Linked DNA regions of Mus musculus: regions 1 and 3 are each linked to region 2. A link is a loop called in an ENCODE intact Hi-C map of the cell type or tissue named here. Cell type or tissue: heart. All regions are shown on one strand.

Region 1 (4,000 bases), 120 kb before region 2:
TAGTCTGTGTGGTCTGACAGTAGCACTGTCCGTCTACACTCGGGGTCTCTAGTCCAGCCGGATCAGTGTTCACAGTAATACCTCTTGTATACTGTGTCTGTTACATAGTATAAGAACTGTAATACATAAGCTCATATGCATTTTTTACAAAAGACTGAAGGTTGGGCACAGTGGCACATGCCTGTAACCCCACCCAGCACCTGGGAAACAGGTGAATCTCTCAGATTAAGGACATCATGGCCTACATAGGAAGTTCCAAGCCGTATGAAGCTACATAGTGAGACCCTACCTCAAGAACAAGAGCAACTAAATAAATAATAGTAAAAATACTGAAGAAAATGCAAGAAAACGTTCTCTATTGAGAACAACAGTGGGACTTGAGAGATGGCATCAGTTAAGAGCACCGGCTGCTGTCCCAGAGGACCCTGGTTCAATTCCTAGCACCCAGATGGCAGCTCACAACCAGATGTAACTCCAGTTCCAGGACACCTGATGCCCTTTTCTGGCCTCCTTGGCACCAAACACATGTGTGGGGCACAGATGTCCATGCAGCCAGGACACCCATATGCATAAAATTTAAAGAAAAAAAAATTAGTCATTGAGGTTAGGGATGTCGCTCAGTTGGTCGAGTGCTCACTTAGCACACTGGATGCTCCAGGTTTGATCCCCAGAACCACATGCCTGGTTCGATTCCACACACCTGTGGAGGCAGGAGGACCAGAAGTTCAAGGTTACTCTCAGCTATGCAGTGAGCTTGAGGCCAACCTGGGATGCATCAGACCCAGTCTCAAAAGCAAACCAAAAAGCTACCGGGACTCTCTTGAAAGTTAAGGAGTGTAAACATCTCTTTTTCCTTTTTTAATCGTATTTTATGTTTTACTTTGACTGTGCTGCTTTGATAATAGAAAGATTAAGATAAACACCAAGTAAACAATTCATGTGCTCTATTTTATCTTCCTTGAAAATATAAAGCAGCCGGTCGCAGGAATATTCATGTGAGGAGATGCACGCACGCCTGGCCCGCGTGTGGTAGGCACACTTGTGTGCCACACACTTGCGTATGAGTGGTAAGGGATAGTGTCTGAAAAGCATTTACAAAATAGCAACTAAGGGTGCAAAAATGTCCCTCTCCCCAGGCTGAAGAGAGGAGGCTCTTGAAGTACCACACTGCAGAGAGACCTGAGCTGCTGGACAGAATCCACCCGCGCTGGCCAGAGCTGCCCCCATCTCTCTCTTAATACCTGAATGTGTAGACACGGGACTCTAAATGAAAAATGTATTGAAATCACTGGAGGGTCTTCTGGTTCTGAAAGTTTGGGGAAACAGCCTACAGAGACGAGTTCCTAACAGTTTCCTGGATGGCTGAGGCTGGAGTGAGGAGCCAGGGGTCAGGAAGTAGGGAAACATTTGACTTTAAAAGCCACAGTGAGCCATTGACTACAGGCAGGTCAGTTTCCCTATCTGCAGGTCAGGTGGGCTACGAGCTCCCTTTGTTTGTCAGTGGTGTGTGTGTGTGTGTGTGTGTGTGTGTGATATGCGTGTGTGCACATATTATGAGTACACATGAAGGCCTGAGATTGATGCTGGGAATCACCTTTGATTGCCTGCTTGACCTTACTCAATGAGGCAAGGTCTCTCAACCAAACTTAGAGCTCACTGATATGGCTAAATTCCCCTAGTCAGTTTGCCCCTGGCATCCTCTTATCTCTGCCTTCTGGGACTGGGATTATAGGGGAATGACCATACCCACCCAACATTTCACATGGGTTCTGGGATTCAAACTCTGTCGTCATGTTTACAAGAAAAGAACTTCAGTGCTGAGCCATCTCCCTAGACCGAACATCCCTCTTTAATAACTCACACACGCTTTATCTGCTGGATCAACCCTGAGAAACGGGGCACTAGGAGTTACAGGTAACTTTGAGAAGTAAGGTCTCCTTGATGCTGGCAATCAGCTCCACGTTTGGGCCTTCACGAATCGATGAGGAGGACTGGTCAGCCTGCTTGCCTGAGTCTGGAGAGCAGCTGACTGGATTTGAAGTCTCCAAGATCTATTTCTCACTCATCAAATGATAATAGCCTGATCACATCCCATCTCAAAGGGCTGGGATGAGAAGGAGTGACTATAAACAAAGCATTTACAATACCATCTGTACACATCGACTGCTGTGTGGCAGCTTATTCATTATTATTAGTATTAGCCTTCTCTAAATTTGGAGAATGGGAGAAATATAGAAAAAAAATCCAAAGCTTGGTGATCATCTGCAATAAACGTGTAACGTTTAAACCCCAAGTGCTCGTTTTGCATTTCTATATATCGCCCTATTAATCACATGACAAATGGGTCTTGAGATTTGTTAAGGTCATTGTAATTAGTTATGATTTTGAAAAATAGTGCGTGGAAAATTTTCATGACTCAGGTGGACCGGAATAGTTTATTAACTGGGCTTGGGACCTAGTAACAGAAGCACTACTGCCACCTGGTGGCAACATACCAGAATTGTTGGCAAAAGCACCAAAGAAAAACAGTGAGAGGCTGCAACTCTAAAACTCAAAAAATTTAGAATGACACAGTTGGGGAGGAAGCCATACTGAGTTCTAAGTCCTGCCCCCCCCGCCAATAAGGTAAAAAGGGATGTAGATGTCTAACCTGTGGCTGCTGTTGAAGGTAAGCGGCCCTTGCTCTCCGTTCCATGGCCAGCCTTCCCATTCAGCAGGGACAAAGAGTCCCGCTATAAACCGGACTATGGGAGGCAGGCACTTGGGACTGATGAAGAACATGTCAGGTGTGGTGGCATAAGCTTATAATCTCAGCACTCAGAAAGCTGAGGCAAAAGGATCACAAGTTCAAGGCCAGCCTGGGCAGCACAGAGACACCTTCTCTCAAATCAAATCAAAGAACATACCAGAATGAAGGTGGCTGATCGCCTGGCAGAGAGGCTGTTTTCTGGAGAAAGGGTAGTCATGTTCCCCTCTTGTTGCCTTGGGAGTGGCCTGTGTCCAGCTCTTCCCTAGTGATCAGGGAACCAGGGAAAGGGGACTTCCTTTTAAGAGATGAACTGGACCTCTCTTGATTCCCTACATTTGAACAAATCCAGCTAGATGTGTGTCACAAGGCCCTGGAACTGCCATCACAATGACCTTGGAACACACACAGAAGCCAAGGAAGTAAATCTACAGACCACCCCCCTCTCCAGATTACAGTGTACACAGGCTATGTGTCAGAGGTTGAGTTAATGGATCCAGTGGGCTGGCTAGCTGGGGCGGACTTCCTGGAGGAGGTGAGCTACAACTTCCTATTTCTGGCTGTTGTTTTACCAGACCAGTACCAGAGCTCATAATACTACAGTTAGAGCCTCAGGTTTAGGGATGATTTTCCAAAACACCAAATCAGTATATCTGATCTGGAGACCAAGAGTAGGTTTATGTAAGACTACATAGGAGGCCACAATTTAGCATTTGAATAGTGGTTCCTGGTGTGTGTGTGTGTGTGTGTGAGATTCTCTACCTTATTTTTGAAACAGGGTTTCTCACTCAACCTGGCTAGACTGGTTGGTCAAGGATCCACCTGTTTCTGTCCCCAGCACTGAGGCTACAGATGTGTACATCTGTATGCATGGCTTTTTACAGGGTGACTGGAGATCCACACTCAGGTAGTCATGTTTGCATGGCAAACACTTTGTCCACTGAGCCAACTCCCCAACCCTCTGCTTTAGTTACCTATATACCCAGAGCAAGGTCTTGGGCAAACTAAGACAGTAGATTTGAGCACCAACTGGATGAATAACTTAATGAAATAACTGAAGCTGCAGGGTGTAGGGGTGCACGCCTTTAATGCCAGGACTCAGGGGGCAGAGACAGCAGATCTCTGTGAGTTCAAGGCCAGCCTGGTTTACAGAGTGAGTTCTAGAACAGTCAAGGCTAAATAGTGAGACCCTGTCTTGAAGAAAACAGACAAGTAGAGTAACTGCCATCCTCTCCCACCCCTTTCTGTACCTTG
Region 2 (4,000 bases):
GACACCACTGAGGCAAGCCTCTCTAGGTCAGACCCACAACTCCACTCCCTGGGCTCTACTCCTACCTCTGTGAATGTTCCTTCCCCATCTCAGTCCTAGAGTCTTCTAGGCAGCCAGCCTGGTCCTGATGCTGCTAATGTTACTTCTGCATAGCTAACCTGCTTACTATCTTCTCCTCTCTGAGCATGAGCCAAAGCAAAGGTCGTAGCCCACCACTGTCAAGCCACAGACCTTCTATGAACAGGGGTCTATTTTCCTTCTGATTCTTTCAACCTGTCCCAGACTTCTGCCCTTCACCCCAGAAGGCTCAGATGCACACAACCATTTACTCAGCCCAACAAGCTATAAACCAGAAGCTCAAGTGTGCCTCCCCCTAGTTCTCAAAGTTCAGAGTCTCTCAGGAAGTCACCAAGTGATGTCACCAAGAGCACCCCTTCCTCCACATCCCTGTTGCTGGCCTCCCTCAGCTCAGTTAGGACTTCCTAATGGAGCACCTGGCTTGTGGCCTCCTCAAACCCACCATTGACTTTTGGGAGTTTAGTGGGGTCCCTTAGGAGGGCAGATAGGACCTGACTTCCTCCTCCTGCCCCCCAAATCTGCACAGGCCCCTTCTGCCAAAGGATAAATTCCAAGTGCTTTTTTTTTTTTTTTTTTTTTTTTGGTTTGGTTTGGTTTGTTTTCCAAAACAGGGTTTCTCTGTGTAACAGCCCTGACTCTGGCAGACCAGGCTGGTCTCGAGCTCACAGAGATCCACTTGTCTGCCTCCCAAGTGCTGCGATTAAAGGTGTACTCCACCACCACCAGGTCTAAATTCCAAGCTTCTGTCCACAGCCTCCTGTTTCCTGATCTGGTTTTTCTCTGTTCCACTTCATACAGTCTTCCCAGTGGCACCAACAGGGCCACTTAGACTGAAACTTGCCCTCCCCCACATTTGCTCCTGAGTGGTTCCTTCCCCCTATCTTCCTTCCCTCTAGGAAGCAGATTCCTCCCTTCCCCAGGGCAAGGTCACCGGTCACCGGGACTCCCACTGAATCTTCTGTTAAGATTCAGCTCAAGGGTTGAATTCCTGGGAAGAACTTGGGGGAGTGGGGGTGGCCTGTGCTTCCTCCTAGTTACCCCATACCTGCCAAGTTAGCAACGCTCCTAGAACTACATGCACCACCCTTCAGTTTACTCAAGAATGTCCTCATGGGGAAATTTCCTCGATATTTCCTCCTCAACAGGGCCTGAAAGAAAAGGAAGGAAGGAAGGAAGGAAGGAAGGAAGGAAGGAAGGAGGGAGGGAGGGAGGGAGGGAGGGAGGGAGAGAGAGAGAGAGAGAGAGAGAGAGAGAGAGAGAGAGAGAGAGAACAAAAATATGTTGAAAACTTAGGTGAAGAACTAGGGGAACAGAACCTTCAGAAACAGCCCAGCACCCACTCTGCCCTCCCTCTCGGCCAGAGCGTGGCACACAATAGGTGTTCAGTAAAGGTTGGCTGGATTCTATTTACTGAACTGACACAAGATTTGGGACAGTTTGAGGTATGATGGCAGAGGAGGGTAACAGCCAGAAGGGGAACCCCGGGACGCACCACCGTGAGGGGAGGAGGGTCAAGGGATTGTGTAAAAAGGAGGTGAAGGAACTTGGAGTCAAGTCTGGGCCTCTGTGCGCCCAGGGCAGCGGGCAGTGGCCGGGCTAGTTCTCCTCCAGGTCCGCTGGCGCCCAGTCCAACCCGCTCCCTAGGGTGGTGAGACCCCCCGGCTCGCGCGCTCGGTTCTGGGCGCTGGGAGGCGTGTGTGTCGCTTTAAAAGCTCCCTCCCGGCGCGCGGGGCCGGCCCCTTCACTGCCAGCGCCGAGGCGAGCGGAGCCGCGCGAGCCCGGCGGCCTTTGAGGGAGCCTGCGCCCGGCCGGGCGGCCAGTCCGGCGGGGCGCGGCGGCGCTCGGGGTAAGCGGGCCAGGCCCGCGGAGCCGGGTGGGCAGGGCAGGGCAGGGCAGGGCGAGGGCGAAGCAGCCGGGGAGAAAGGCCCGAGCAGCCCCGGTGCCTCGTTTGCCCCATCGGCAGCTACCCGGCGCCCCGGGCCGCGAGGCGCGGAGCCGTGAGCGAGCGCGCTGGAGGCGGTGGAGCCGAGCGGAGGCTGCGCGCCCGGTGTGCCTGGCCGGGCCCGGCGCGCCTCCTCCATCGCCTCCCTGGCGTCTCGCTCGCCCCCTTCTGCTTTCCTTTGCTTCCTCGGCTGAGCCCCGCCGTGCTGAGGCCCCCCCGACCTCGTGCACTCATCTCCGCTGTGCTCGACACCGGGTCCCCCTGGCCACGGCTGCTTCCCCTCCCCCGAGACGCGAAGGAATCCGGACTTTCCCCACCGTTGATGGAGCCGACTGCCGGGCTGGACTGAGCGGTTTCTGCGGCCGCTCCAGACGTCGCCCGGGCCGGAGCACGGACATTCTGGGTCCCGGCTGAGTACACCCCGGACACCTAGCAGTGCCAGCTCGGGAAGGGCAGAGCAAGGCAAAGGCAGGACAGACCCCGGAGGGGCTCAGACCTGCCCATCTAGAATGGACAGAGAGAATCGCGAACCCTGTGGAGCCCGGGGAATGCCGGGCGTGGGCTGAGGGGATCCCGGCGCCCTCCCCAGCCCTCCGACTTTGGCTTAGTCGCCTGGACCGGACCGGTGTCACCTCGGCTCGGGTCACCTGTGGCCTCGGGGCCTCCGAGCTCGCCGGACCCTCGCGACCGGGAGCCTGGCGAGCGTGGTGAGGAGATTTTTGGGGATTTTTTTTTTTTGCCCCCTTCCCCGGAGCGCGGAGGCCCCGCCCCCTCCCACCGCCCAGATGTCTCCGGTCACCGCTCGGAAGACCTTCCTGAGGCCAGGAGCCGAAGGGTCCAGAGAGAGAAGCCCGCCCTAGGGAGCCTTGGGGGCCCCCCAACCTCGTCTTGTGGCTCGGCCCCGACACTGCTTAGAGGAAAGGCCACTGCCCCCACCCTTGGTGAGTAGGGGAGTCCAGCTTCGGAGGGTTCGGAGGGAAGGCGGGGTTGGGGGAGAAAGGGTCCTCTGGGAAGGAGGGCACCCTGTGGGCATTGAAAGAAGGTTGGAGAGCTGGAGAGGCCCTGTGCTAAACCAGTCTGGCCAAGCTTGGTTGGTGGCTGGGGGCGGGGGGTGCACCACGGCTAGAGTGCTCCAGAGGAGGCTAAGGGCTCATTCCTCTAAAACAGGGGCTCCTCCACTCTTCTGTTGAAGAAGGGTGTTGAAAACTATCTGCCTCCACCACCCCTCCCCACTAAATAAATAAATAAATAAATAAATAAATAAATCTCCAGCTAGGAAGGAGGGTGCAGGCAGAGAGAAGAGGGAGGCAGCAGCAGCAGGCTGGTGCAGCAGCCTGGGAGGGCTGACGCCAGGCTCGCTCTTTCTGCAGGGGGCTGCCCTCCTCCAATCCAGTTCCCTCTCCAGTGCTGTTCACATCTGGAGCCCCCTCCACATCTGGAAGATCCTGATCACCGTCCCTGTGCTGGTTCAGCTGCATCTAGAGACCTCTGCCTTTGTAACTGCCTAGGAGTTGCGAGGGGATTGCTGCCTTCCCCCATCCCAAGGGCATCTCTTACCCTTAGTCCTTGCAGAATCATCCCCCTGCCTCCGCATCCAGATTCGGGCAAAGATCAGCTCTGTACACCATAGGCACTTCAAGTCCTGGAAGCTGTTCTTGGGCCCTAAGGCCCCTCCCCTTGCCCTCCTGTGTCCTCACCTTGACCCCCCTCCCACCCTGTCAGACTCTGTCTCCCTCTGGGTGCTCCATCCCCCACCCAGAGGCGAGTAGGTGGAGTGGCAGGCTGCAGGGGCTGGGTGAGGGCCGCCCAAGGCCAGGGTAGGCTGGGGGGCCGTTAAAATGTGGAGCTCTGCCCGGCCGAGGGGGGCTCCGTGGAGGCAGACGAAGCGTGTGCCCCGCTGGGGCGAGTATGGGCAGGCTTGCGGCCACGTGGTGAAGGATGAACATTCGGGGTGCCCCGGACCTCGGGCAGCCCAGTGAC
Region 3 (4,000 bases), 78 kb before region 2:
TGCTGAAACCATCACGGATCTAGTCTTTATTCCCTGGCCTCAGTAAAGTCCTGGTATTCAGAAAGCCTCTTTCTCAACACTCTTCCCACCTCTGAATATTGGATTCTGTGTTAAGCACACCAAGATGCATTCCATTGTGTGTGTGTGTATGTATGCATGTATGTGTGTGTGTGTGTGTGTGTGTGTGTGTGTGTTATAGATGTGGGTGGGTGGTATGTGTATGTGTGCACATGTATGTTGGTGTGTGTGTGTGTGTGTGTGTGTGTGTGTGTGTGTGTGTGTGTGTGTGATACATGTGCAGTCCAGAGGTTGCCATTAGGATGTCTTCCTGTGTCATACATTCTCCATCTTATTCTTTGAGACAGGATCTCTCACTGAGCCTGGAATTCACTATTTTGGCTAGATTGGCTGGCCAGTGAGCTGCCAGGATCTGCCTGTCTCTACTTCCCAGAGCTGGGGTTACAGGCATGAACTACCACATATGGATTTTGCTATTGAGTGTTGAGGCCCTAAAAGCAGGTCCTTGTGCTTGCACAGCAAGAACCTTACCCACTGAGCCATCCTCCCATCTTCTCAGTTCTGAGCCATTCTTTCTCACCCATACACTCAGGTCCTAGATCTCTCCTAAGTAGCTTGCAGCGACCACTCCCAGCTGTGCTAAGTTTCTCCTCCCTGTGCTCTGCTGCACAAGGCCACACGGTGCCTTTGCTCTTGTCTACTTGCTTAGCAGGTTTCTACCCTCAAGAAAAGGACAAACTATATCCTTAGGCTCCACAGTGATCTGTTACCCTGCTTGTTCCTTGTACAGAGTAGATACTCAGTAAGTGGGGACTGGACTACTGCCTTGGACTGAAATAGGAACCTCTTCTTTCCTGCCAATCTGAGAGCTCACCAGACACAAAGAAGCCACTTACTCAGCCTGCCCCATTGCCCAGCACAGAGAACTGGCACGGGATCTATGGAGAATGGAGGCCAATAAAGCTGGCCAATGCCATCCATCTCAGCAAAGCTAGGATGGCTCTCAGCAGTGGTTGGCAAAGCAAGGCTGCCCAGATGTTGGTGCTCCACTCCTGATTCTCAAACGAGTCACCCCCAAACTGCAGTCACCACACCTCCTGTGGGGCTCCAGACAGTTTGTAGTCACAGCCACAGCCCCTGGGTTTCCCTCTAACACAAGATCCAGGGCCAGCCAGCCTGTCTGCTTCCTCTGTTGGCTCACATCTGCTCTGCTCCTGGACAACTGAGGGACCAAGAAGATATCCCTTAGAGAGATTCCATGGTTACGTGTGTACATCCACTCTCCTTGAGCATGGCACCTCTGCTCTGGTCAGCAGGAAGACGTTGGGGACTTGTGACACATGGATCCCAGAGTCCCTTCCTTTTGACTACTGCCTGAGTGCCACCTACTTCCACCATGACGATATTCTCATTTAAAGATGAAGTCATTTCTTATTCCACAGATTTTGGAATGGCCAAGTTATCAATAACCTTGCAGAGGGAATGCATGTGTATGTGGGAAAATGAGAGGGTATTATATCTGTGCCAACATTTAACCCCTCTCATCTCTAGGGAGTTCATCCTTTTATCTGACCTAAATCTCTTTCAGTGCTGCTCTCTGTCCACCCACAGATCTTGGCCACTATTAGACAGTTCATTCTGGTGTACTCTCTGCTGGTTGTGTAGCCAGGATAGGACTGTCCTGTGACCTCACTTTAACTATCAGAGCGTAGGGAATGGTTTTCATCCTTGCCAGTTAGTTCCATCTGCCTTAATTACATTTTCAATCTTGTCACTTACTGTCAACTTGCATTTCCTCTAACAGCTGAGAATGCCCATGAGGGACTGGGTGAGGGGGTTTCCTGCCCTTCCTTGGCTACTCCATCACTGAGAACTGGTAAATTGCTGTCACCTGCCCTGGGGCACGATGAATAACAAACTGACTAAGTCTCCACCCCCACTCTCTACCCCAACTCAACAGTGCTGGCTTGGCTGCTGCCCAGCCGGCTGTCCACCTGACTGCTGACTGGCCCTGGGTCTCAGGGTGACCTGGCACTTGTGTCCAGCACACTGCAGGAATCTGGGAGTCTACCAGTCTGCCATGTGCTGGGCACCTGCTCAGCTGGCCTCACGCCTGGCTTCAGCTCTTTCTGAACTTCTGTGAGAATACTCACAGCTTATTGCTCCCCTGAAGTCTGTGCAAACTCTTCCACACAGGTCTGAGGGGGAGACTAAGGACAAGGTCCCAGAAATCGAATGAAGGGTAAAGGTGACTCAAAGGAAGAAATCACACATATATCAGCATAGCCCCAAACTTCGCTTTGTTATTTGAGCAGAGCATAAACCTGTAAGAAATCAAACAAGCACAGCCAGCGTTTGCTTCACGCCCCCTTTGCTATCAAACCACCCAGACTCCAGCCCCAGGCTGGGCTCTGCACTGGTGCCTAGATGAACCTTGTTCCAGACTAAGTTAAGCTATGACCCAAGGCTGAAGTCAACCTTGTCACAAGCTGGTCGGTCACCATGCTGAGCTAATTTCTATCCTGCTCAGGATGATTTTCATACCCTGAAGAATCCTACTGATCAAACCTTGACCTTGGTCTCTGAATGCACATTCTAACATCCGCTCTGACCAGCGACAGATCAAGAGAAACCAGCTGGCTGAGTGTGGGCCAGCCCCTGGGTCCGCATGTAGGTTCACAGGGTAGTCTTTAGTTCCTAGGCTACAGGTGAACTAGAGGCACCATTGAAGGAGAGAAGCCACAGGGCAGAGTAGGCAGGGGTGAGACAATGTTCAAGCCTTTTCATGAAGGTGTTTACTTTCTCCTCAGCACTGCCTTGTAAAACCATCCTCACCCCACTTTCCCATCTCCCAGGCCACCTTGCCAGCCTCCAAGCTGCCGATCACGGCACCCACAGTCCTGGTTTCCTGAAGGCCCTGTTTTCCTGTGCCTTCTTTCTCCTGACCACAAGTGGCCATCAGTACTGACCAGCAGTGGCTAAGGTTGGAAGCAAAGCAGGCTGGCGAGTTGACATGGCTCTGGAGTGCAGAGGGAAAAGAGACCTTCTTTGGAAAGCCTTTTTGCTCTTCTCCATCCCCTGCAATGTGATGGCTCTTCCAGGAAGTCTGCCCCAGCACCACAACCCCTCTCAGCTCCGTCCCACTGCCTTGAGCAGATCTATTGGCACCGGCCTCCTGCAGTTTTAAATACTGCTTTGTCTGTCCGTGAACTATTTCTCTGCTCTGGATGGCTGGGCTAAATCGGTCCTCTGGTGACATCAATACTGCACATGCTGGAAGTGACACCTCTCAGACCTTATCTTACACTTCTCAGAGGTGCATCGGGACAGTGGCTCAGCAGTTCAAACAGTGAGCTCAGCAAGGCAGAAGTTCATCACTCATTCGCACAAAGGTCTCAGGTTCTACGGCATTTCTGGGATCACCCGACGTGACTTGACTTAGCAAGCAGCTGACGGAAAGGAGTAGCAGTGAATACCATCAGGTGTAGTCAGCATGACCTCTCTCCACATACGTGTCATGCTCTCAATGTCTTGCAAAGCTTGGGAGCTTCAGGGCTGCATTGCTCAGGCTCTTTTTGGTACAAGGCTCCGGCCAATGGGTTGCACTCACTGCTCTGCAGAAGACAAGAAGAAGGTTAGGCCCCTTTTCCTTAGGCAGCAGAAGTATGTGACCCCAGCCTACTGTTCCTGGCAGTTTCTACAGAAGTTAGCTCTTTCAGCCTCCTGTATGGCCACTCTGCATCCAGGGGTTTCCTAGGACTTCCCACAACCTTATGCTTCTAGCCTGGATAATGATCTGATTGTATTGCTGTTACTGTTTTAACCTGGGTTGTGTGTGTGTGTGTGTGTCTGAGTATGGTGTGGTGTGTATATTCATGGGTGTGAGTGTGGGCACATGCATGCCATGACACATGAATAGAGGCCAGATGTTAGGTCTTCACTCTATCTTGTGTGCCAGGGCTTCTCAATACTGCACACAGCA

What was found. Hi-C counts contacts between places; a loop is a spot of excess contacts. Peaks named below come from ENCODE experiments on the same cell type or tissue, not always from the same donor. Only the 100,000 strongest peaks of a DNase experiment are listed, where the experiment ranks them.
Region 1: a loop joins it to region 2, with 2.1 times the contacts of the local background. A loop is called at or near these places in 4 of 42 quality-filtered maps.
Region 3: a loop joins it to region 2, with 2.5 times the contacts of the local background. A loop is called at or near these places in 3 of 42 quality-filtered maps.

What each region holds. Positions count from the first base shown.
Region 1 is chr9:58,367,360-58,371,359 of GRCm38, forward strand. It overlaps Tbc1d21 (TBC1 domain family, member 21), which reads right to left and starts at 3,096. Exons shown (of 11, transcript NM_028854.4): 1 at 2,907-3,096. The coding sequence starts at 2,966. 1700072B07Rik (RIKEN cDNA 1700072B07 gene) reads left to right here and starts at 3,145. Exons shown (of 3, transcript NR_040727.1): 1 at 3,145-3,281. In heart, CTCF peaks have their summits at 2,489 (motif pointing left) and 2,695; a DNase peak (open chromatin) is centred at 2,570.
Region 2 is chr9:58,486,279-58,490,278 of GRCm38, forward strand. It overlaps Insyn1 (inhibitory synaptic factor 1), which reads left to right and starts at 2,325. Exons shown (of 3, transcript NM_176921.4): 1 at 2,325-2,961; 2 at 3,391-4,000. The coding sequence starts at 3,959. In heart, no CTCF peak of the experiment used is centred here; DNase peaks (open chromatin) are centred at 1,843 and 2,323; H3K4me3 peaks cover 2,677 bases; H3K27ac peaks cover 2,064 bases; H3K27me3 peaks cover 1,660 bases.
Region 3 is chr9:58,408,508-58,412,507 of GRCm38, forward strand. No RefSeq gene overlaps it. Among named protein-coding and RNA genes, the nearest start is that of 1700072B07Rik, 40 kb to the left of the region's middle. In heart, no CTCF peak of the experiment used is centred here; DNase peaks (open chromatin) are centred at 854, 2,024 and 3,274; H3K27ac peaks cover 827 bases; H3K27me3 peaks cover 972 bases.